Regions from separate parts of the Homo sapiens genome. Here region 1 is linked to region 2. A link is a loop called in an ENCODE intact Hi-C map of the cell type or tissue named here. Cell type or tissue: heart right ventricle. All regions are shown on one strand. Each heading gives the region's core, and the rest is flanking DNA. Links, peaks and the distances in the headings are about the cores only.

The links. Peaks named below come from ENCODE experiments on the same cell type or tissue, not always from the same donor. Only the 100,000 strongest peaks of a DNase experiment are listed, where the experiment ranks them.
Region 1: it touches region 2 in a loop (2.1-fold over the local background); 20 of 110 quality-filtered maps call a loop at or near these places.

What each region holds. Positions count from the first base shown.
Region 1 is chr13:20,499,303-20,511,974 of GRCh38, reverse strand. The region is part of intron 2 of CRYL1 (crystallin lambda 1); the gene reads left to right. Among named protein-coding and RNA genes, the nearest start is that of CRYL1, 20 kb to the left of the region's middle. RefSeq lists enhancers at 4,811-5,105, 9,021-10,017. In heart right ventricle, for the core only: no CTCF peak of the experiment used is centred there; no DNase peak of the experiment used is centred there; H3K27ac peaks cover 961 bases.
Region 2 is chr13:20,569,926-20,582,597 of GRCh38, reverse strand. IFT88 (intraflagellar transport 88) reads right to left here. Exons shown (of 26, transcript NM_006531.5): 2 at 8,123-8,218. The coding sequence starts at 8,212. Among named protein-coding and RNA genes, the nearest start is that of IFT88, 9.1 kb to the right of the region's middle. In heart right ventricle, for the core only: no CTCF peak of the experiment used is centred there; no DNase peak of the experiment used is centred there.

The sequences.
Region 1 (12,672 bases), core at 3,189-11,188, 71 kb after region 2:
ATGTGAGAGGACAGAACTGGAGCTGTTTATGTGGTTATTATTAACTGTGACAGCGGTACTAGTTAAAGGTGTGAGAGTGCATGAATTTACTTAATGCTGAGTGCTAAGAATGCGGAGGGCTGTTTTAGGGATGGTAGTCACGGGAACCAAAGAAAGGCTGAGAGTGAGGGAGGTCAAGGACAGGGGAAAGAAGCCATTGCAGCGTGCCCAGAAGCAAAGGCACTGGCGTGGAGCACCCTCACCGCATGGCGCGTCCCCCTGCGGTGCCGTCACGGAACAGGGTTCTGACCATCTCAGACACGCGTTAGCTGGTTATTATCCTTATTTGGAGGGTGTCCATGAATATATGACTTGAATTTGCATTTTTGTGCAACAAAAATATGCTTACTTTATTGTCTGCATTTTGAAAAGATTAATATGTAGGGTATAGTGTTAAACTATAGGCATGAAGAAATTATATACCCTAACCTGGTGTTGTTTTACACATTAAGAACTTGAACACAGAGAAGTTAAGTTACTTCTTCCATGTTGTTACAAATAGTCAATGCGAGGGTAAAATGTCAATCTAAAAAACAAAAACCTTGTCCAGGCCTGGTAGCTCACACCTGTAATCCCAGCACTTTGGGAGGCTGAGGTGGGAGGATCATTTGAGGCCAGGAGTTCAAGACCAGTGTGGGCAACATAGTGAGACCCCGTCTCTACAGAAAAAAAAGAAAAAAATAGCCAATGTGTTGGCACCCACCTAGATAGTAGTCCTAGCTACTCGGGAGGCTGAGGCAGAAGGATTGCTTGAGCCCAGTAGTTCCAGGCTACAGTGAGCTATGATTGCACCACTGTACTCCAGCCTGGGCAGCAGAGTGAGACTTTGCCTCAACATAAATAAAATAATAAAATGCAAAGCCAACCAGACAAAAATCAAAAGTAAAACAACACCGAAAAACCACTCACATAGACTGTACTGTTTTGGAAGGAAGGGGACTTGGCATTTCAGAACCAACTACCTGCCAGCCATGTTCTGTTCACTAGGGATACATAGTGGATAATGTAGACACAGTCTTTTTTTTTGCCACGGAGCTTGTGGCCTAGTAATCTTACTGTATTAAATTCTCGTAATAAACCCTTTTGCCTGAGCTCAGGAGTTGGAGACCACCCTAAGCAACATGGTGAAACTCTATCTCTACTAAAATCAAAAAAATTATCTGGGCATGGTGGCGGGCACCTGTAATCCCAGCTACTCGAGAGGCTGAGACATGAGAGTCACTTGAGCCTGGGTGGCGGAGATTGCAGTGAGCTGAGATCACACCATTGCACTCCAGCTTGGGCTACAGAGTGAGACTCTGTCTTGAAAAAAAAAAAAAAAAAAGATTCACTTGGTGTTTACACTCTATGGATTTGGAGAAATGTATACTGACATGTATCTACCCTTGTAGTATTACACAGAATAATCCCACTGCTCTCAAATTCTTCCTTTCCATCCCTCCCTTCCCCCCAACCGCTGGCAACCACTGATCCTTTTACGGTCTCCACAGTTTTACCTTTTCCAGAATGTTATATAATTGAAATCATACAGTATGTAGGCTTTGCAGACTGGCTTCTTTTACTTAGTAAAATGCATTTAAGTTTCCTCCATGTCTTTTCATGGCTTGAGCTTGAATGATATTGCATTGCCTGGATGTACCACAATTTATTTATCTATTCACCCACTGAAGAACATCTTGGGTGCTTCCAGGTTTTGGCAATTATGAGTAAAGTTGCTCTAAATTCCATGTGCAGGTTTTTGTATGGACATAAGTTTCCAACTCCTTTGGGTGAATACCAAAAAGCACAATTGCTAGATTGGATGGTAACAGGTTGTTTAGCTTTGTAAGAAATTGCAAAACTGCCTTCCAAAATGGCTGTCCTATTTTGCATTCCCACCAACAATGAAGGAGAGATCCCATTGCTCCATATCCTTACCAGCATGTGGTGGTGTCAGTGTTCTGGATTTTAGCCATTCTAATAGGCAAATAATGGTATCTCCTTGTTTTTTTGTTTCTTGTTTTGTTTTGAGACAGTCTCCCTCTGTAGCTCAGGCTGGAGTGCAATGGCACGATCTCGGCTCACTGCAACCTCTGCCTCCCAGGTTCAAGCGATTCTCCTGCCTCAGCCTCCCGAGTAGCTGGGATTACAGGCGACTGCCACTACGCCCAGCTAATTTTTTTGTATTTTTAGTAGAGATAGGTTTTCACCACATTGACCAGGCTGGTCTCAAACTCCTGACCTCAGGTGATCCACCCGCCTCGGCCTCCCAAAGTGCTGGGATTACAGGTGTGAGCCACCAAGCCTGGCCTAATGGCATCTCCTTGTTTTGACTTGCATTTCTCTGATGACATATGATGTGGAGCATCTTTTCGTATGTTTGTCATCTGCATATCTTCTTTGAGTAGTACTTTTTAATGTAAAAACATTTTTGATTAAAGGGGAAGCCTTAAAATTTTTTCTTTCTGCATTTGCTGCGACTCTCTGTGCATAAAAACTAGTTTTATGAAGGATCCTGAGATTTTGAAAAGAGAGGCCCTTCAGGGATTCTGGTCCATCATAGTGCTGGAAGTAGAAGTCTTCAGGTAGTCTTGAAATAAATTTTAAGCCTCAGTAAAAATAGCTCAAAGTCATATAGTCAGGAGAAAGAAAAAAAAAACCCTTGATAGAGCACTAATTCTAAAAACAAAACAAAACAAAACAAAAAACTATGAGGCAAAAAGATGTTTTCAGATTGAATCAATTTTTTTTTTTTTTTTTTGGGGATTGAGTTTTGCTCTTGTTGCCCAGGCTGGAGTGCAATGGCGCGATCTTGGCTCACTGCAACCTCTGCCTCCTGGGTTCAAGCAATTCGCCTGTCTCGGCCTCCCAATTAGCTGAGATTACAGGCACAAGCCACCACGCCTGGTTAAATTTGGTATTTTTAGTAGAGGTGGGGTTTCACCATGTTAGTCAGGCTGACTCCTGACCTCAGGTGATCCACCCACCTCAGCCTCCCGAAGTGCTAGGATTATATGGGATTATAGGTGTGAGCCACTGAGCCTGGCCCAAAATGTTGTTGTTGTCAGTTTTTTTTTTTTGTTTTTTTTTTTTTTTTTTTTTTTTTTTGGAGTCTCGCTCTGCCACCTAGGCCGGAGTGGAGTGCAGTGGAGCGATCTCTGCTCGCTGCAAGCTCCACCTCCTAGGTTCATGCCATTCTCCTGCCTCAGCCTCCTGAGTAGCTGGGACTACAGGCGCCCGCCACCACGCCCGGCTAATTTTTTTTTGTATTTTTAGCAGAGACGGGGTTTCACTGTGTTAGCCAGGATGGTCTCGATCTCCTGACCTCGTGATCCACCCATCTTGGCCTCCCAAAGTGCTGGGATTACAGGCGTGAGCCACTGCACCCAGCCCAAAATGTTTTTAAAAGGCATCACAGGAAATGTAACACAAACAGCTTAATATTTGGTTTTATGGAGGTGATTTAGGGAGCAATAGGAAGTAATTTATTGATAATAAAAAAGCCGTTAATTTTATAATTGTAAAGAATGTTAAGGAATTTGTGGTCTTCCTGAGTAAATTACATCTACTTAATTAAATTCATCTTTTATTCCCACATTTGTGTATTAAAGAGCATAGCAAGCTCCACTTTGGAAATGGTGGCTGCTAAAAAATGCTTCTCCTTCTGTCCTTGAGGGCTATCCTGGCTTTTCAGGAGGCCTGGACATTTATTTTATTTTATTTTTTTTGAGACCATGTCTGTCTCCATCACCCAGGCTGGAGTGGGGTGGTGTGATCTTGGCTCACTGCAGCCTCCACTTCCTGGGTTCAGTTGATCCTCTCACCTCAGGCTCCCAAGTAGCTGGGATTAGGGGTGTGCACCACCACGCCCAGCTAATTTTTGTATTTTTTTGTAGAGACAGGGTTTCGCCATATTGGCCAGGCTTGTCTGGAAGTGATCAGCTCACCTCAGCCTCCCAAGGTGCTGGGATTACAGTTGTGAACCACTGTGCCTGGCCAGGCATGGACTTTTTTTTTTCTTTTTTCTTTTTTTTTTTGAGATGAAAAGTCTTGCTCTGTTGCCCAGGCTGGAGTGCAGTGGCTCGATCTTGGCTCACTGCAAGCTCCGCCTCCCAGGTTCATGCCATTCTCCTGCCTCAGCCTCCGGAGTAGCTGGGGCTACAGGTGCTCGCCACCACGCCCAGCTAATTTTTTATATTTTTAGTAGAGACGGGGTTTCACTGTGTTAGCCAGGATGGTCTCGATCTCCTGACCTTGTGATCCGCCTGCCTTGGCCTCCCAAAGTGCTGGGATTACAGGTGTGAGCCACTGTGCCCAGCCTGGGCGTGGACTTTTAATCAGTTTTCTGGTGACAGTATATGCAACAGGTAGGTTTGGAGCTGAGAGACATTAGCTTCATAGCTGGCCCAGTACTGGAGAAGGAGAGTACCTCCAAGGGAAGAGGAGACCCGTGAATCTCTGATTAGGTCATGCTTTAAGCCAGCCCCAAGTGGACTCCAGACAAGGAGTTGACAAACTGTTTCTGTAAAGACCAGATAGTAAATATTGTAGGCTTTGTGGGTCATATGGTCTCTGTTTCAGCCGTTCGTTGTAAAGTAAAAGCAGCCATAGACAATCAATAATCAAATAGAGGTGGTTGTATTCCAATAAAACTTTATGGATTAACATCGAACTTTGTTCGTATAATTTTCAGAGTCACAAAATGTTATTTTAAAATTTTCCCAACTGTTTAAAAATGTAAAAACCATCCGGTATTAGTCTGTTTTCATGCTGCTAATAAAGACATACCTGAGACTGAACAATTTAAGAAAGAAAAAGGTTTAATGGAGTCATAGTTCACGCGGCTGGGGAGGCCTCACAATCATGGTTGAAGGTGAACGGCACATCTCACAGAGTGGCCAACAAGAGAACTTGTGCAGGGAAACTCCGCTTTATAAAACCATCAGATCTCGTGAGACTTATTCACTGTTATGAGAATAGCATGGGAAACACCTGCCCCTGTGATTCAGTTATCTCCCACCAGGTCCCTCCCCCAACACATGGGAATTATGGGAGCTACAATTCAAGATGACATTTGGGTGGGAACACAGCCAAACCATATCACATCCTTATCTCACAGGCCATATAAAAATAGGAGATGGGCCAGATTTGGCCTGTGGGCTGTAGTTTGCTCGCTGCTACCATAGACTTTTCAATTCTGTTATCATTTCATCTTTTATCCTGTAAAGCCAATTCCAACCCACTTGTAATTAAGAGAAAATCCCACGGTTCCTAATTGAAAGTCCTTTGTTCTATTTCTTGGGTATTTGTGTTTTAGGCCTTATTTTTAGATGCATCATTAAAGATTTTTAAAGTCCTTTCAGGCATCAGGACTGATGATGCTGAATGATGGAGGGTTGTGGATAAGTTTTTTTGTTTTTTTTTTAACCAGGTTAAAGGCTTTCCTGTTATCCTACTATGCTTAATTAAGAGCTGTATTTCTTAATATCATTGGTGCCTGATTAGATTTAACTTTTAGATACAGTCTGTAAGATTTTTGAACCAGAAAAACCTAAATAACTTATGACTGTTAGCAGTCATATTCTAGAAGAAGCAAATGTACTGAATTCTTATGTACCTAGGATTTTAAGGGAGTACATACAAATCTTTCCTCAGTAGCAGGTACTTTATTTTTATAACACACACATTTAAGCTGAGTTAAATATGCAGAACTGGTTGTACTTCTTTGGCAGGAAAAGGGAAGCTTAGGATATCTTGTGACCAACTACCTCTTCCTTCTCAAATAACTGGCAAATAACTTCAGGAAAATCCAGTTATGTTGTGTCATATTGCACCCCCTAGGAAGTACTGGATTCTTAGTCTTGAGTGACTTTTAAATAAAGCTACCTTTTTCTCTTTCTTACATCGCAAGATCTTCAAATGTACCATTCCCGCACAGAGAGTCCAAGGTAAAAGGACTGAAACCAAACTTTGTTTTTGTAAGTATTTTGGTCAGTGCAATGAGTTCAGAGACCAGGAGGTTAATGATTGTGAAGTCTTGTCAACAGCAACACCGTGTATGACCTGTGGTGCTTAGATGTTCAGAAACCCCAAGGTTAAAATGTCCCTGACCACATATCAGGCAAAAGGAATGTAAGGAAAACCAACTTAATCCTTTTGTCAAGAAGTATAAATGATGTATCTTTCCAATCGGGTTGCATTGACTTTTGGGTCCAAATAGCTTGTGTCCACAGGCATCTTCCCTGACACCCTGTTTTGTGGTCTTTGTCTACCACTGTAGGTCGTGGGCTCCCTCAGGACAGACCATACATCACACCCCCAGTGTCCCTCACTATGCAGTGACGTGTGGTCTCTGTACTAGCCATTATGGACGCAGAAATAAGCAACAGGCACGTTTCCTGTCCCCAGAGCCTGAACCTGCTAGCCTGAACCTATTAGCTCAGCAATTGTTTTGACTGAGTCACAGGAACCTTTTCTAGAGTCTCCGAAGGTAATGTTTCCAGTCATATTCCTCATACACTTTTTTCTCACCGTCTATTCCACCTTGCAGTTTGGCCCACTTCCCATATTCTGATTTTTTTTTTTTTTTTTTTTTTTGGTGGGATAGAGTCTCACTTTGTTGCCCAGGCTGGAGTGCAGTGGCACGATCTTGGCTTACTCTAACTTCTGCCTCCCGGGTTCAAGCAATTCTCCTCCTTCAGCCTCCCGAGTAGCTGGGACTACAGGCATGTGCCACCACGTCTGGCTGATTTTAGTATTTTTTATTAGAGATGGGGTTTTGCCATGTTGGCCAGGCTGGTCTCTAACTCCTGATCTCAGGTGATCTACCTGCCTTGGTCTCCCAAAGTGCTCGGATTACAGGCGTGAGCCACTGTGCCCAGCCATATTCTGATTCTTTTTTAACGTTTCATATTAGAAAATGTCACGTGGTTGAAATTTCACTACATCTGCATGAATATTCTGTGTGTGTTAGACCTATTAAAAACTAATGGTATTAAATAGTAGAAATGGTACATATGGATTCTGAACCTGTAAAAATGAACTTAAACGGGGGGAAGTTGATTTAAAAAAATATTAAAACATTAGAAGATAAAAGAAATTATCACAACTCATACCATGCCAAGGGATCTTAGTGAACTTGAAAAACAAAAAGCTGTCATCTGAGACTAATCTTTTTCTAACAGGGTGGCACAATAAGAAACTTAAAACTTAGCATGTTTACATTTCATAATAGAAGGTCGCTTGACCTTGGAGAACCTCATTAGCAGATACTTTACTGCTTTGTCTTTGTTCACCATTGTATGCCCAGTGCTTGGCCTGCATTAGGTCTCAAGTAAGAAGTTTAGAGGATGAAGCTGTGTTTTAAGAAGAAAAGCAAATCCCAGCACTTTGGGAGGCCAAGGCAGGTGGATCACCTGAGGTCAGGAGTTCGAGACCAGCCTGGCCAACGTAGTAAAACCCCATCTCTACTAAAAATACAAAAAAATCAGCTGGGCGTGATGGTGGGTGCCTGTAATCGCAGCTACTCAGGAGGCTGAGGCAGGAGAATCGCTTGAACGTGGGAGGCAGAGATTGCAGTGAGCCAAGATTGCACCACTGCACTCCAGCCTAGGTGACAGAGCGAGACCCTGTCTCAAAAAAAAAAAAAAAAAAAGAAAAGAAAAGAAAAGAAAAAAGAAAAGCAAATCAAGTAAACAAAGTTGTAACACGGACCTACAGATCAGGAGTGTTTTAGTTCTTAAGATTTGGAGCTAGACTCATTTCCACGTAGCAGGTGGGCCATTCTAGTCCTCAAGGGACCAGGCCGCCCTGACTTAGGCTGTGTTGACATCTTGGTGACCACCCCAACTCCAGGAGCCAAACACACTGCCTTGTCTGGCCTGAGTCCCTATCTGAAATCGCCATCTTTAGGGGCCTGTACGCTTCGATCTTGGTTTCTCCACCATCTGTACATGGTCACCCTGGCACCCAGCTCCACCTAAAAGTGAATCATCTTTCTGAATGGACTAGGAGTTAATAAACCACCAGCAGTGATCTCTGAAACTAGGTAGGCCTGTACTGTGTCTCCTAAGTGACTGAATTTCTTGTGCTTGGACGCAGGCATTTCCAGTAACTGGGTCTCTGACCTGTTTTTAACTTGCTACCTAGGTCTCTGCCCTGGCCTAATCTTGAACTGTGTTTTGATCTGGATTGGTCTGTTCTCCTGATTTGAAACCTTTAGTTTTCCCACATACTGTTGGCCAGAATAACTGAGTATGGTCACAAATTGTTCCCGTCTCTGTCTGCACTCCCCTGTGCATTGTGACTTTGCTCCTCTCACCCCCTTACTCTGGGCTTAGCCACGGGCTTGCATCGGCCAGTCGGTTATTAGCACATGTGGCATGCACAGCAGAAGGCCTGGAAAGTGCATGTGCATTGAGATTCGTTCGCTTCCTGCTGGGGACCCTTCTTCCCTCCTCATCTGGTCAGCCCAGCCTAGTCAGCGGGAGGTGTGTGGCCCAGCTACCAGCCAGCACCATCCAGCACAGCACCGACTGCTAAACAGATGAGGGAAGCCATCCTAGACCAGCCCCCAGACAACCCACTACTCATTGCAAGCCGCATGAGTGAGCCCAGCTGAGCCAGCCAAAATTATTAAAGCCCGTGTCTGTTGCCCAAAGTTCATGGCAGTGGCTGCGGGTTCAGCCGGGTTGTTCAATCTGACTTCCCTGTGAGTTCACAGATCCTGCTATCACTTAGCTGTCATTAGGACAGATCAAATAATTGCTTCATTTGCCTTATTTTTCTTCCCAAATAAAAATAGCCTTGTTTTATCTGATTTGTAAAAGTCATATATATGCTAATTATATATCCATAGTATTGGGGAGAAGCCAAAATATTAATACTTTGACTCTGGGCGGCAGGATTCCGAGTGATCTTGCTGCATATTCTGAGGCCGTGCGCTTCCGGTATGATCCTGCGTGCTTCCGGCATGATCCTGTGTGCTGTGCATCTAGACCAATGCACATTAGCAGTCATGGTTGGGCTATGAAGGTGTAGGTGCTGTCAAGGATTGGACTCAAGAATTGTGTGACTCCTACCTTGACTGGCCATTGTCTCCCTGTGAGGTTTCCAACAAGGTGAACAGGAAACCAAAGTACCCCATTTTTTAACCGGGCCTTGATACTCCAGTGTAAACTTTGGTGAAATTGATTGCCTTGACACTTAAGCAGGCCCTCTCCTCCCCTGTCTGTCTCCCTGCTACCCAGATCCCAGTGTTACCACTGGCCTGGAGGGAGGAGGGGAGGAGACCTTTTTTTTTTGAGACGGAGTCTCGCTCTATCGCCCAGGCTGGAGTGCAGTGGCGTGATCTCGGCTCACTGCAAGCTCCTCTTCCCGGGATCACACCATTCTCCTGCCTCAGCCTCCCGAGTAGCTGGGACTACAGGCGCCCGCCACCACGCCCAGCTAATTTTTTTTTGCATTTTTAGTAGAGATGGGGTTTCACCATGTTAGCCAGGATGGACTTGATCTCCTGATGTCGTGATCCACCCACCTCGGCCTCCCAAAGTGCTGGGATTACAGGTGTGAGCCACCTCGCCCGGCCGGAGGGAGGAGACCTGAGTGAGGAGGGGGAAGCGGGGAGGGCAGAGACCCGGATGGGCCACAGTGGCGTGGATCCAGGCAGGCAGACCCACAGCCCTCCTGTGCGACAGAAGGTAGTTTTCTTTCTTCCTACAGTGCATTTAAGTTCACATGCCTCACTACAAGGTTTGCAGATCCCGAAGTCTAAGGGGGCTGGGTGGCTAATGGGTGTGAATAATGGGGTGGGGTGGAGACCTGGGCAAACTGGAGGTAGTCTTTGGAGATAGGCATGCCAGATTTTTAAAACATTGTGCTGTCAAACGGAAGTCTGGAGCTACTCTTCTTAATGAAAACTTGAGTGTTCTGCCCTCTTCCCAACTTCAGAAACACCTGCCATGATTGTTAGTGTCCACACACTATCACCGTGCCACATGGACTGTGTGGTTGGGCTGTCTTCTGACTCTTTTGCATTGCAGTAACTTAATTAAAGATTTTTGTGCAGCCTCAACTTAACCTGCCCGTCTGGAGTTAGAGTGATCCCTGGGGCTGGAGTCGGGTGGAGTCTGGCTCAGCCCTCTGCCTCTGCATAATCAGGGCCTAGAAACAACAGCAATGTCAACGTCAAAGCAGACAGCACAACACAGCCATCCCATAAGGAAGCAATCCCTGGCCTTTCTATTTCCTCACTGCTCTCTGTTCTTTGCCTCCAGTGTGCTAGAATTTCTGTTGGCTGGAGATGAGGTAGACTCACCTCCTTAAGCTAATCTTACCTGATCTTCCATGTCTGCCCCATTCTTCCCCATCTTTAGCTCTTCAGATCCTCAGACCTTCAGGAATAGGTGGGAGCCAAAGACCCTGCCAGAAATCCCCTTGGGAGTTCACTATAGGCTGGCACTGAGATTTCTGAAAGAAATGTTAGCCATGCCCTTTATTCCTCAGGAAGCTGCATTATACATGGAGTCATACTGTAGATAGAAAGCAGGCAGCACAGTGTGAAAATAAGTGAGCAGTGCAGAGGGGTCCAGTGTGGCTCAGCGGCCCAGACTGTGAGCTTTGCAGTCAGATCTGGCTCAGCCTTCATAGCTGGGTAACTCACTCAATCTGTTTCCTCATCTGGGATATGGAGACATAATAATACCTTCCTCATAATGTGGTTTTGTTACCAAAACACCAAGAGTTTGGTCTAGGTGCTGCTGCTCACAGCAGTGAAAGCCAATGACTGAAATGATGAGTACAGCCAAGGAAGAAGGCTTTAATCGGCTGCTGCAGCCAAGGAGATGGGAGTTCAGTCTCAAATCCATCTCCCTGACCACCTAAAATCAGGGGTTTATATAGCAGGAAAGAAATGTAGCACTGTGTAGGAAAACAGGAACTAGGGGGGGGCAAGGAAGCAATCATGGTGAATGAGGGGCCTGGAGTCTCATTGTATGGATGTGATGATCTGGTAAGTTTCAGTTCTTCAACACTTTTTTTTTTGAGATGCCTGAAGTAATTTCCTGAGGAAAGAACTCAGATAAAACCAATAGAAATTTCAAGCTTTAAGGCAAAAAGTATCAATTTCTATGTTTACTGAAAAAATTGAGTGGGTTTCAGTCTCCCCTTGTTTATAGATTCCTCAACCATGGGGCATCTGGTCATCCATCTTTCTGTCTCCTTCCTGCTGAGGAGAGGCATTGTGGGCAGCTCCATACCATGGAAGACCTCATGACCATCCAGGAATCAAAGGCTAATCTAATACTAAAGTTTTTCTTCTGAAACACAATCTTTTTCTCCAGTCTACCACTTTCACAAAGACATCACAGCAGGACCAATCTACCTGCAAAATAAGCTTCAGTCCCATATACTTGGCCTGATTACCCACACAAAATGGAACAAGAATCACTGTTCTCATAGGCTCTCCTAAATTGGCTTTGCTAGAACCTCTCTCAAGGCCATTTTAGTCAAAGCCCTGGGAAAACAACCAGTTCCTTCAACTGTGTCCCATTACCAAAGAAAACATGTTGTTATTAACTGTATGCAAACAAACACATTGCCATGAATTAAGAATACTCACAAATAGTTTATAAATTCTGGATAAATTAGAGAAATATGCCTCAAATTCTGTTTACAAAAGTATACTCTACTCACTATACTTAAAAGATACTTAAAGGATGACTCAAAAGAAAAAAATTCTTCAGACTCTGAAAAACAAAAAGAATGAGCAATATTTCAAACAAAAAAGCCATAAAAGTTATTTCAGTCCTCCATTAGTTCCGTCCATGCAGACAACTCCTGCTCTGCTTCATGTTGAGTTAGCCATCTTTGTGAACACATCAGTGTTTCCATTAGTGCACTGGAAGTTTTCTCTCACATCCAATGGCACAATCTCCGAAGTTATCAGAAACTTGTATTCAAGAGTCCTTTTCATGAACTCCCCCCAAAGAAACAAGCCCTGGACAGTAGCTGATTATAAGTCACTTTTTGTGAAGAATCAACACAAAACAACAATTGTGGATGACAAAAGTCTTAGGACAACCACAGTTAAAGACACTGTTGACAAGGAAATTTGGTTATTTCTGTGGGATACAACAATTTAACATGAAAATCATAATTATTACTGACAACATATTAAGACATATCAGAATTATAAGAATCTAATATAATCCTGGAACACATTGACAACACATCTATATAAACATAACCAAAGGGAGCTAAACAACATCTCAGATTTGACAATGCTTCCTACATTTTTTTTTGTGTGTGTGTCAGAGTCTCGCTCTGTCACCCAGGCTGGAGTGCAGTGGCATGATCTCGGCTCACTGCAAGCTCTGCTCTCGGGTTCACGCCACTCTCCTGCCTCAGCCTCCCTAGTAGCTGGGACTACAGGCGCCTGCCACCACGCCCGGCTAATTTTTTTTTTCATTTTTTTAGTAGAGATGGGGTTTCACCGTGTTAGCCAGGATAGTCTCGATCTCCTGACCTCACGATCCACCCGCCTCGACCTCCCAAAGTGCTGGGATTAAAGGCATGAGCCACTGCGCCCGGCCACATTTTTTTTTTTTTTTTTTGAGACAGGGTCTCACTCTGTTGCCCAGGCTGGAGTGCACTGAT
Region 2 (12,672 bases), core at 2,983-10,982:
CTCTCTCTCCCCACCATCCCCCTGTCTTTCTCCTCTTCTCCCACCCTACCTCAGGATAGAAAAGGCCATATTTTCTACAAGCAGGGGGCACTCTCTTTGGTGCCATTTCCATCTGCCCAAATGAAAAGGATTTTTCATCTCACTGGAGAGGTCAAGTCTGAGACGCAGACTGGAGCTAATCTAAGCAAATGGGGGGGCTCAACAAGTCCAACCTGCACTGCCATTTGGAATCAACATCTCAGTAGAAATAAAATGTTATTTTGCTTTGCTGATTCCTGAAATGTACTTACATTCCCCTTCAGGAAATTTGAGGAAAAGAACAGTAATCAAGGGCAGGATATAAGGGTTCCTGTGTTTCCTGAACAAAATACCATTTTTATAGTCTCTCAAAAGCACCCAGTCTCACCAACAGTCAATCTTCCAACCATCCCGTATTTCCTACTTCCCCTTCTCTAACACACACTCCGGCTTTAACCCTTCAGACACATTAAATGCAGTTCTCATCCTTGCCTCTGATTTATTTCAATCTACTTCCCACAAAAATACACACTTGTCAATTATTTTAAAAATAAACAATACAAAAAAAAATAAAGTCACTATCAATTAACTTTTTAAAAATTTGAAAATAATCAAAATAAAATGTTTATATTACCAGGATGCTAATACAGTGCTTTTAAAACACAGTTTTATTGCATACAAGTCTTCTTAATTTTTACTTTAAATTATCTTTTTTTTTTTTTTTTTTGAGACAGGGTTTCACTCCAACCTCCAAGCTGGAGTACAGTGGTGCGATCACAGCTCACCGCAGCCTCAACTTCCCAGGCTCAGGTGATTGTCCCACCTCAGTCTCCCTAGGAGCTGGGACTACAGGCACACACTACCACAACCTGCTAATTTTTGTATTTTTTTAGAGACAGGATTTTGCCGTGTTACCCAGGCTGGTCTCAAACTGAGCTCAAGTGATCCACCCCTGAGCCTCCTAAAGGGATTACAGGCATAAGCCGCTGTGCCCAGCCTAAATTATCCTTGTAACCTTCCATATCAACTACATAAAATTACACGATTCTCAGTTACCCATAGAAACTAAAGACTTTTGAATGAAGTATAAATCCAAAGGTAACCTTCAACATAATTTATTATACTTCTACTTTAGCAGATCTTTGGGTAAAAAAATTTCCCTTAAGATTCCTAAATTATTAGTAAAATTTGGTTAATCAGCTCAGTAAATCCTAACTAAATGACAAACTAAAAAGGACAGTCAACAAATTCTCCAATTACAAACACCAAACTTATACAACTTTTGGAACTCTTTGCCACTTTGTTAACAAATTGCATCTTCTATGAATATCTTAAGCCACTGCTGCAAGTAATTCATTTATTTATTGAACTTGTTATTATTACAGTTAAGATCAAAGAAAACCAAGCATAAGCCAAAAATTATTTTTACTTCACTGTCTAATTTATTTTTGGGTCTGATATTCTGAGTATTCACTTCACATTAAATTATGCAGCCACAGTGCAACAACCTGAGGAGGTAGGAAGTGTCCCTGGTGCTTTAAAAATAATAATCTTCAGGCCGGGGCGGTGGCTCATGCCTGTAATCCCAGAACTTTGGGAGGCTGAGGTGGGCGGATCATGAAGTCAGGAGATCGAGACCATCCTGGCTAACACGGTGAAACCTCATCTCTACTAAAAATACAAAAAATTAGCCAGGCGTGGTGGCGGGCGCCTGTAGTCCCAGCTACTCAGGAGGCTGAGGCAGGAGAATGGCATGAACCTGGGAGGCGGAGCTTACAATGAGCAGAGGTCGCGCCAATGCACTCCACCCTGGGCTACAGAGCGAGACTCCATCTCAAAAAAAAAAAAAAAAAAAGAAAAAAGAAAATCTTCATGATCCATGATCCATTAATTCCATTTCTGGGACTCTATCCCAGGTAGTGTTTGATCAAAACATAGAAAATTATTTATGCATAAATTTTTTCACTACAATGTTATCTACAATAGCAGAAAACAGGAAAAAATATCCTATCATGAGAAAATACTTCTTTAGGTTTTTTTATTTTTTTTGAGAGGGACTCTTGCTCTGTTGTGCAATGGCGTGATCTTGGCTCATTGTGCAATGGCGTGATCTTGGCTCACTGCCACCTCCACCTGCTGGGTTCAAGCTATTCTCCTGCCTCAGCCTTCCAAGCAGCTGAGATTACAGGTGCCCGCCACCACGGCTGGCTAATTTTTGTATTTTAGTAGAGACAGAACTTCACCATGTTGGTCAGGCTGGTCTTGAACTCCGGACCTCAGATGATCTGCCCACCTCAGCCTCCCAAAATGCTGGGATTATAGGTGTGAGTCCCCGCGTCTGGCAGAGAAAATACTTCTAATCACCTATATATTTTCAATATTATGTAGTCATTAAAGTAATATTCAAATATTTAGTATCATGAGACACTGCTTATGATGTAGTTGAATGTAAAAAAGTAAACAGAAAAGTAATTACTAGTTCAATTCCAAACATACTAAAAGAAAATTGTGTATGTATACATGAAGGAAAGACAAAGCACAAAAATGTTTAAAATGTTGACAGTAGTTATTTCTTGAGTGATGGGATTACTAGTTTTTGTTTCCATAAGCATTTCTTAATTTTATAATTGGGAGAATGAGGAGGTTTCAATGGTTTTCCTGATTTATACTAAATTCCCTTGAAGGAAAGAACCCAGCCATGGCAGGATTCGTCACTGCTGAATAAAGGGCCCTTGGGTCCTGAATAATCAGCAGCAATAACCAGGTAGTACATACAGTGGGACTTGGGTGAGACTCTGAGATCTACTGGTTTCAGGTGTGACCCAGCACATTCACAGCTGTGGTGGCTACAAAGAGAGACTGCTTCTGTTTGAGATGAGAAGAGGGGAGAGTAAAGGGGACTTTGTCTTGCAACTTAGGTATCAGCTCAGCCACAGTGGGTTAGAGCATCAAGTGGGTTCTTAGGGTCCCTGATTCCAGGCCTTGGCTCTTGGGTAGCATTTCTGGACCTACCCTGAGCCAGAGGGACACCCACTGCCTTGAAGGGTGAGTCCCAGGCCTGGCAGAATTCACCAAAACCTGAAGGAATAGCCCTTGGGCCTTAAGTAAACATTGGCGATACCCTGGTAGTACTCTCTGCGGGTCTGTTGTGGTGACAGACACAGGAGAGAATCTGCTGCCTGGGGAAAAGGGTGGAAAGAGTGGAAAGGACTTTGTCTTACGGTTCAGTGCCAGCTCAGCAGCAGCAGAAGAATAGAGCACCAAGCAAATTTCTAAGGATTCTGACTCCAGGCCCTGGCTCCCAGACAGCATCTCTGGACCCACCCAGGGCCCAGGGGAACTGGTTGACTTAAGGGAAGGATACAAGCCTGGCTGGTTTCACCAAAAGCTGTGGGATACAGTGAAAACAGTATTAAGAGAGAAGTTTATAGTTATAAGTGTTTACATCAAAAAAGAAGAAAAACTTCAAATAACCTAATGATGCATCTCGAACTAGAAAAGCAAAGCAAACCAAACCCAAAGAAAATAATAAATATCAGAGCAGAATAAATGAAAATGAATCAAAGACAACAATACAAAAGATCAACAAAACAAAAAGTTGGTTTTGTGAAAAGATAAAATTGACAAACCGTTAGCCAGACTAACTACAAAGAAAGAGAGAAGACCAAAATAAGTAAAATCAGAGATAAAAAAGGGACATTACAACTGATACCATAGAAATGTGAAGGATCGGCTGGATGCGGTGGCTCACACCTGTAATCCCAGCACTTTGGGAGGCCTAGGCAGGCAGATCTTCTGAGGTCAGCAGTTCAAGACCAGCCGAACCAACATGGTAAAACCTCATCTCTACTAAAAATACATCATTAGCCGGGCGTGGTGGCACATGCCTGTAATCCCAGCTACTTGGGAGGCTGAGGCAGGAGAATCACTTGAACCCAGGAAGCAGAGGTTGCAGTGAGCTGAGATTGCACCATTTCACTCCAGCCTGGGCAACCAGAGCGAGACTCTGTCTCAAACAACAACAACTACAACAAAACCAGAAATTTGAAGGATCATTAGAAGCTACTATGAGCACCTATATACCAATAAATTGAAAACCTAGAAGAAAGAGATAAATTCCTAGACATATACAACCTACCAAGATTGAACCATGAAGAAATCCAAAACCTGAACAGACCAATAAGAAGTAACAAGACTGAAAAAAAAAAAAAAAAAAAAAAAGTAACAAGACTGGGCCAGGCTCAATGACTCACGCCTGTAATCCCAGCACTTTGGGAGGCCGAGGCGGGCTGATCATGAGGTCAGGAGATCGAGACCATCCTGGCTAACACGGTGAAACTCTGTCTCTACTAAAAAAAATACAAAAAATTAGCCAGGCGTGGTGGCAGGCACCTGTGGTCCCAGCTACTCGGGAGGCTGAGGCAAGAGGATGGCGTGAACCTGGGAGGCAGAGCTTGCAGTGAGCTGAGATTGCACCACTGCACTCCAGCCTGGGCTACAGAGTGAGACTCCATCTGAAAAAAAAAAAAAAAAAAAAAAAAAAAAGAAGTAACAAGACTGAAGCCACAATAAAAAGTCTCCCAGCAAAGAAAAGCTCGGCACCTGATGGCTTCACTGCTGAATTTTACCAGACATTTAAAGAAGAACTAATATAAATCCTACTCAAATTACTCCAAAAAACAGAGAAAGAGGAAATACTTCCAAACTCATTCTATAAGGCCAGTATTACCGATACCAAAACCTGACAAAGATGCATCAAAGAAAGAAAATTATAGACCAACATCCCTGATGAACATTGATGCAAAAATCCTCAATAAAACACTAGCAAACCAAATCCAACAATACATTAGAAAGATCATTCATCATCACCAAGTGGGATTTAGCCCAGGGATGCAAGGATGGTTCAACTTATGCAAATCAATCAATGTAATACATCATATCGACAGAATAAAGAACAAAAACCACATGATCATTTCAACTGATGCTGAAAAAGCATTAGGTAAAATTCAACATCCCTTCATAAAAACCCTAAAAAAAAACTGTGTATAGAAGAAACATACCTCAACGTGAAAAAAGTCATGTAACAGACTCACAACTAATATACTGAATGAAAAAAAACTGAAAGCCTTTCCTTTAAGATCTGGAACATGCCAAGGATGACCACTGTCACCACTGTTATTCAACATAGTACTGGAAATCCTAGCTAGTGCAATCAGGCAAGAGAAAGAAATAAAGGGCATCCAAACCAGAAAGGAAAAAGTCAAATTACCCTAGTTTATAGATGATATGATCTTATATTTGGAAAAACATAAAGACTCCACCAAAAAACTATTAGAACTGATAAATTCAGTAAGGTTGCAGGATACAAAATCAACCTACAAAAATCAGTAGCATTTCTATATGTCAAAAGTGAACAATCTGGAAAATAAATCACGAAAGTAATCCCATTTAGAATATCTACGAATAAAATTAAATATCTAGAAATTAACTTAACCAAAGAAGTGAAAATATCTACAATGAAACCTATAAAACATTGGTGCAAGAAACTGAAGAGGACATAAGAAAATGGAAAGATGTTTCATGTTCATAGATTGGAAAAACCAATATTGTTAAAATGTCCATACTACCCAAAGTAATCTACAGATTCGGTGCAACACCTATCAAAATACCAATGTCATTATTCACAGAAACAGAAGAAAACATCCTAAAGTCTATATAGAACTACAAAAGACCCAGAATAGCCAAAGCTGTCCTGAGCAAAAAGAACAAAACTGAAGAATTACATTACCTGACTTCAAATTACACTATAGAGCTATAGTAACCAAAACAGCATGATACTGGCATAAAAACAGACAGACTAATGGAACAGAATAGAGAACCCAGAAACAAATCTAGACATCTACAGTGAACTCATTTTTGACAAAGGTGCCAGAAACATACATTAGGGAAAAGACATTCTCTTCAATAAATGGTGCTGAGAAAATTGAATATCCACATGCAGAAGAATGAAACTAGACCCTTATCTCTCACCATATGCAAAAATCAAATAAAAATGGATGAAGGACTTAGAAATCTAAGACCTCAAACTATGAAACTACTAAAAGAAAACACTAGGGAAACTCTCCAGGACACTGGACTGGGCAAAGATTTATTGAGTAATACCCCACAAGCACAGGCAATCAAAGCAAAAATGGACAAATGAGATCACATCAAGTTAAAAAGCTTCTGCACGACAAAGGAAACAATGAAGTGAAGAGACAACCCACAGAATGGGAGAAAATATTTATAAACTATCCCTCTGACAAGGGATTAATAACCAGAATATGTAAGGAACTCAAACAACTCTGTAGGAAAAAATCTAATAATCTGATTTAAAAATGGGCAAAAGATCTGAATAGATATTTCTAAAAAGAAGACATACAAATGGCAAGCATGTATATGAAAAAGTGCTCAACATTATTGACCATCAGAGAAATGGAAATCAAAACTACAACGAGATGTCATCTCATTCCAGTTAAAATGGCTTTTATCCAAAAGACAGGTAATAACAAATGGTGGTGAGAATGTGGAGAAAAGGGAACCCTCATATACTGTTAGTGAGAATGTAAATTAGTACAACTACTATGGAGAACAGTTTAGAGGTTCCTCAAAAAACTAAAAATAGATCTATCATATGATCCAACAATCCCACTGCTAGGAATATACTCAAACGAAAAGAAATCAGTATGTACCAGGCCGTTCTTGCATTGCTATTAGGTTGGCGCCAAAGTAATTGCAGTTTTGCAATTAAAATGGCAAAAACTGCAGTTACTTTTGCACCAGAGAATGCTTGAGATTGGGTAATTTATAAAGAAAAGAGGTTTGATTGGCTCATCGTTCTGCAGGCTGTACAAGCATGATATCAGTATCTGCTCAGTTTCTGGGGAGGCCTCAGGGAGCTTTCACTCATGACAGAAGGCAAAATGGGAGCAGTCACATCACATGGGGTGAGGATGGCACCAAGAAGATCATGCTAAACCATTCATGAGAAATCCACTCTCATGATCCTATCGCCTCCCACCAGGTCTCACCTCCAATGCTGGGTATTACAATTCAACATGAGATGTGCGTGGGGATAAATATACAAACTCTATCACAGTATATCAAAAAGATATCTGCACTCCCATGTTTGCTGCAGCAGTATTCACAATAGCCAAGATTTGGAAGCAACCTAAGTGTCTGTCAACAGACAAATGGATAAAGAAAATGTACATATATACAATGGAAAACTAGCCATAAAAAAGAATGAGATCCTGTCATTTGCAATAATGTGGATGGAACTGGAGGCCATTCTATTAAGTGAAATAAGCCAGGCACAGAAAGACAAACATCGCATGTTTTCACTTATTTCTGGGATCTAAAAATTAAAACAACTGAACTCAAGGAGATAAAGAATAGAAGGATGATTACCAGAGGCTGGGAAGGGTAGTGGCAGGGGAGGGGGTGAGAATGGTTAATAGGTACAAAAAAAAAAACAAAAAGAAAGCGTAAGATCTAGTATTTGATAGCAAAATGGGGTGACTATAGTCAATAATTTAATTGTACATTTAAAAATAACTAAAAGAATATAATCGGATTGTTTGGAACACAAAGGATAAATGCTTGATGTAACAGAAACCCTATTTACCCTTATGTGATTATTACACATTGTATGCCTGTATCAAAATATCCCATATTCCCCATAAATATATGCACCTACTATGTACTCACAAAAATTAAAACCAAAAAACAAGACATTTCAACTTTAAAATTTTTCTTAAAACCCTAATTTTAAATACTTTCAGGTGATCTAAGTCTTTTACACATTTGGATAGCTAGTGCTGAAGAATACAAGTATATATAATTCACCTTAATTCATTTTTGTAACCTGTCTCATGATCTTTCCTTCTGCTGCAATTATTATTTTTGGTGGAAGTCAGTAGAGTCTTCTGTAATAGCACTTTTCTAGGTTTTTGAATCAGCTTATTTAATCTAAAGCATAATAAAGTAGAACTCTCAAATCCACAGTCTTCATAAACCAGCTGGTTAACCAAGACCAATGTAAAAAACAACTAGCTTTTGTTACCTCGATATCATAGATTGGATTGTAGTCATTATAGCCGGAATAAAGATCATCTTCATCTGTCTCTGGAGCCAGGTGCACATTTTGCATCATTTGTACCTAGGAAAAACTGGCAGTGTAAATATGTTCTTGGTATAAGAAATATATATATATATTTTTTGAGATATGTCTTGCTCTGTTGCCCAGGCTGGAATGCAGTAGCACAATCACGGCTCACTATAGCCTTGATCTCTCTGGCACAAGTGATCCTCCCACCTCAGCCTCCCTGGTACTATAGGCTTGTGCCACCACACCCAACTAAGTTTGAAATTTTTTGTAAAGATGGGATCTCCCTATGTTGCCCAGGCTGGACTCAATTTCTTGAGCTCAAGTGATCCTCTCACTTTGGCCTCCCAAAATGCTGGGATTACCAGCATGAGCCACCACGCCAGGCCAGAAATAATTCTTAATTCCAATAAAGTATAACTATTTAATGACATTTGTGGTCAAATTTATCTATATATATTTTCATGGCTTCAATTTTTTTCACATCAAATTCCCAAAACTAGATGTCAAAACATTAAGTTATTGTCCTCATTTCACATTTATTTCACAACTACGACACTGAAAGAACAGTGACAGGCACTAGAGGGGGTACAATTGATTGTCCTGATTTTCATGGAAGCTTAGTATCAAGTGCAGAAGAAAGGTATGCAACAGTCAATTAAAATGCAAGGCAGAAGCCACCACATACCCATCAGAATGTGTAAAATTAAAAAGACCAACAACACATAATGTCAGCAAAAATGTGGAGCAACCAGAGTATTCACACGTTGCTGATGGGAGTGTAAAATGATACACTTTGGGAGAAAAGTCTTGCAGTTTCATAAAATTAACTTTTATTAAAAGTACCTTTTATCACCCAGCAATTCCACTCAAAAATATTTACTCAAGAGGAATGAAAACATATGTCTACAAAAAGATTTGTATAAGAATGTTCATAGTAGCTGTCGACCTAAAGAAAGGAATTGAGGCATAAAATACAATTCTAAAAAGTTTACTTGAGCCAAAATGAGGACGGCTGCCTGCCCAGAACACTCAGACTTCATGTAACCTTGGACAGGCGCTCCATTTGGCCTTTGTTTCAAGCAGATCTTTAAAGGCAAAAAAGTGGGGCAGGGAGTGGGCTGATACAAAGCTGTCTGTCAGAAATTCTCACTGGTTTAAAAAAATAACGTTGATTAGTGATTGGCTACATTGTATGGGTTATAGTATCCAGACAGTGCCATTGTTAGATTAATTTATAGCTACTTATGGCAATAGCAAGCAAGTTTCAAGACATGATTACTTAGCCCAAGAAGGTAAAGGAGATGTGACTGCTGTTTCACTCCCACGCCTCTCTGGACCTGGTAATTTAGAGGAGAGTCTCATTCTTCAAATTAAACCTTTCTTTTCTTTGTCATAGCTTTATTCATAATACTGAAAAATCAGAAACAAACCAGATACCCATCAGTAAAATGGACAAGCAAAATGTGGCATACTTACGCAATGAAGTACTATCCAGCAATAAAAAAGAATCCCAATTATGCTGAGTGAAAGAAGCCTTACATAGAGTGTACATTATGCACTGTTTCCTTTATATGAAGTTCTCAAACAGGCAAAGCTAATTTGCGGTAGAAAACCATCAGAACTGAGATCGCTTCTTGGGGATGGGGGTTAGGGATTGAATGGAAAGGGACATGAGAGAATTTTCTGGGGTGATGATAAATGTTCTGTATCTTGGCAGGGGTTTGAGTCGCACAAGTGTATGCATTTGTGAAAACTCAGCAAATATACACTGCGATTTCTGCTTTGTAAATTTTACCTCAAAAGTAAGAACTATAAACAAATATTGAACTATATAATTGATACGCATGCTGTTATTTCAGGGAACATGTAATAGCTGTAATTTAGCTTAAAATACATAAAATAAGACAGCTTAGGCCGGGCGCCGTAGCTCATGCCTGTAATTTCAGGACTTTGGAGGGCCAAGACGGGTGGATTACTTGAGGTCAGGAGTTTGAGACCAGCTTGGTCAAGATGGTGAAACCCCATCGCTACTAAAAATACAAAAACTAGCCGGGCATGGTGGTGCACATCTGTAATTCCAGCTATTTGGGAGGCTGAGGCACGAGAATCGCTTGAACCCAGGAGGCAGAGGTTGCAGTGAGCTGAGATCATGCCACTGCACTCCAACCTGGGTGACAGAGTGAGACTCTGTCTCTAAAAAAAAAGATGGCTTGATAGATGGATTGAGAGATAGGTAAATGGATAAGTACATGATAAAGCAGCTATAGAAAAAGGTTAATGGTGGAATCTAGGTAGCAGGAGTAACATTCAACATAAAATTCTTTAAACCTTGCTGCATGTTTGAAAATTTTCATAATGAAATGTTGAGGGAAAAAATGCAAGACAGAAAAAAAGATATCAAAGCAAAATGAAACAGAAGAGTGAAAGCTGATCATACAAATTTGAGTCATTCTTGTCATACCCAACTAAAACAGAGTCAAGAAGCTGGGGTGTGTTGGTGGGGAGGCACTCAGGACACATAACATTGCTTGAAGAATGGAATTCTCTGCAAGTCTGGCTGCTGAAACTGGCTGCTAAAACCTGAGGCCAATTTTATTTATAGCTGCTGAGATAACTTGCTGCAAATATAGGACTAATTGTGCCCACCACAGCTACCCACCAATTAGAACTTGCCAGCTTCCCAGAACCTCACTAGTTCCAGTGAACTTTCTCAAAGAGCACTACATGACACTTCTCCTTTTGATAAACCTCCAACCTTCTCTTTGTTCTTTGGACATACCAAAGACCACCTGGTCCTCAAACTGCAATTCTTTCTTCCCAAATAAAAATGTAAAATTTCAAGATTCATCTCTACATTTTGACTTGGACAGAAGCATGGGAGAAATGAAATTACCATATAGATATACTGTAAATCTAATAATTACTAAAGAATCTGGCAAGGATTCCTGGAAGTATCATTCAAATCAAGTCAATATTTTAGGCAATTTGAGGGGTGGGAGGTGGAGGAAGGCTAATTACCCAAGAAATGTAGTATTGCTAGTATTCAAGAAATGTATTTTCTTTAAAGCAAATACATATTTTCTTAAGGCCTGTACATTTTAAGTGCACCAGCAAATTCCTAAGAAATTTTCAGCTTAGGCTGGGCGCAGTGGCTCACGCCTATAATCCCAGCACTTTGGGAGGCCGAGGCAGGCAGATCACGAGGTCAGGAGATCGAGACCATCCTGGCTAATATGGTGAAACCCCGTCTCTACTAAAAATACAAAAAAATTAGCCGGGCATGATAGCAGGCACCTGTAATCCCAGGTACTCAGGAGGCTGAGGCAGGAGAATGGCCTGAACCTGGGAGGCGGAGGTTGCAGTGGGCCGAGATTGTGCCACCACACCCCTGCCTAGGCGACAGAGCCAGACTCTGTCTCAAAAAATAAATAAATAATAAAAATAAATAAATAAAAAATAAATTTTCAGCTTAATCTTTTTCTCAGCATAATACCACATATATGTGGCTTCTCATAACCTTTAAAAATTATTTATATATTTTAAATACTAACAAAATTATTAGTTTTTGAACTATAATTCATATACCATACAATTTAACTTTTCAAGGTGCAGTGGTTTTTAGTATATTCACAAGGTTGTGCAACCATCCCCAGTATGTAATTCCAGAACACTTTCATCATCCCATAAAGAAATATGGGGCCTGTTAGCAGCTCTCCATGCCTCCCTTCCCTTTCCCCAGTCCCTGGCAACCATTTTCTGTCTCTATGGATTTGCCAATTCTGGACATTTCATATTAAGGAAATTACACAATATGTAGCCTTTTGTGTCTGGTCTCTTTCACTTAGCATAATGCTTCCAAGGTTCATCCACGCAGTAGTATGTATCAATATTTCATTACTTTTTATGGCTAAATACATCTGCAACATTTTGCTTATCCATTCATTAGTTAATGGACATTTGAATTGTTTCCACTTTTTGACTTTTATGAATAACATCACTATGAATGTGTGTGTACAAGTTTTAGCATGCATATATAGGTCCAATTCTATTGGGAATATATCTAGTAAAGGAATTGCTGGATCATATAGTAACTCTATGTTTAACTTTTGGAGGAACAGCTAGACTGTTTTCCAAAGTGGCTGCACTATTTTACATCCCACCTGCAATGCATGAAGTTTCCAATTTATCCATGTCCTAGCCAACATCTGTTACTGTTCCTGTTTTTGATTATTGCAATTCTAGTGAGTATGAAATGGTATCTCATTGTAGTATTGACTTGCATTCCCCTGATGACTAATGATGTTGAGTATCTTTTCATCTGCTTATTATCCATTTCTATATCTCTTTGGAGAAATGTCTGTTCAGATCTTTTGCTCATTTTTTTTTTTTTTTGAGACGGAATCTTGCTCTGTCGCCTAGGCTAGAGGGCAGTGGCGCGGCTCACTGCAAGCTCCGCCTCCCAGTTTCACGCCATTCTCCTGCCTCAGCCTCTCGAGTAGCTGGGA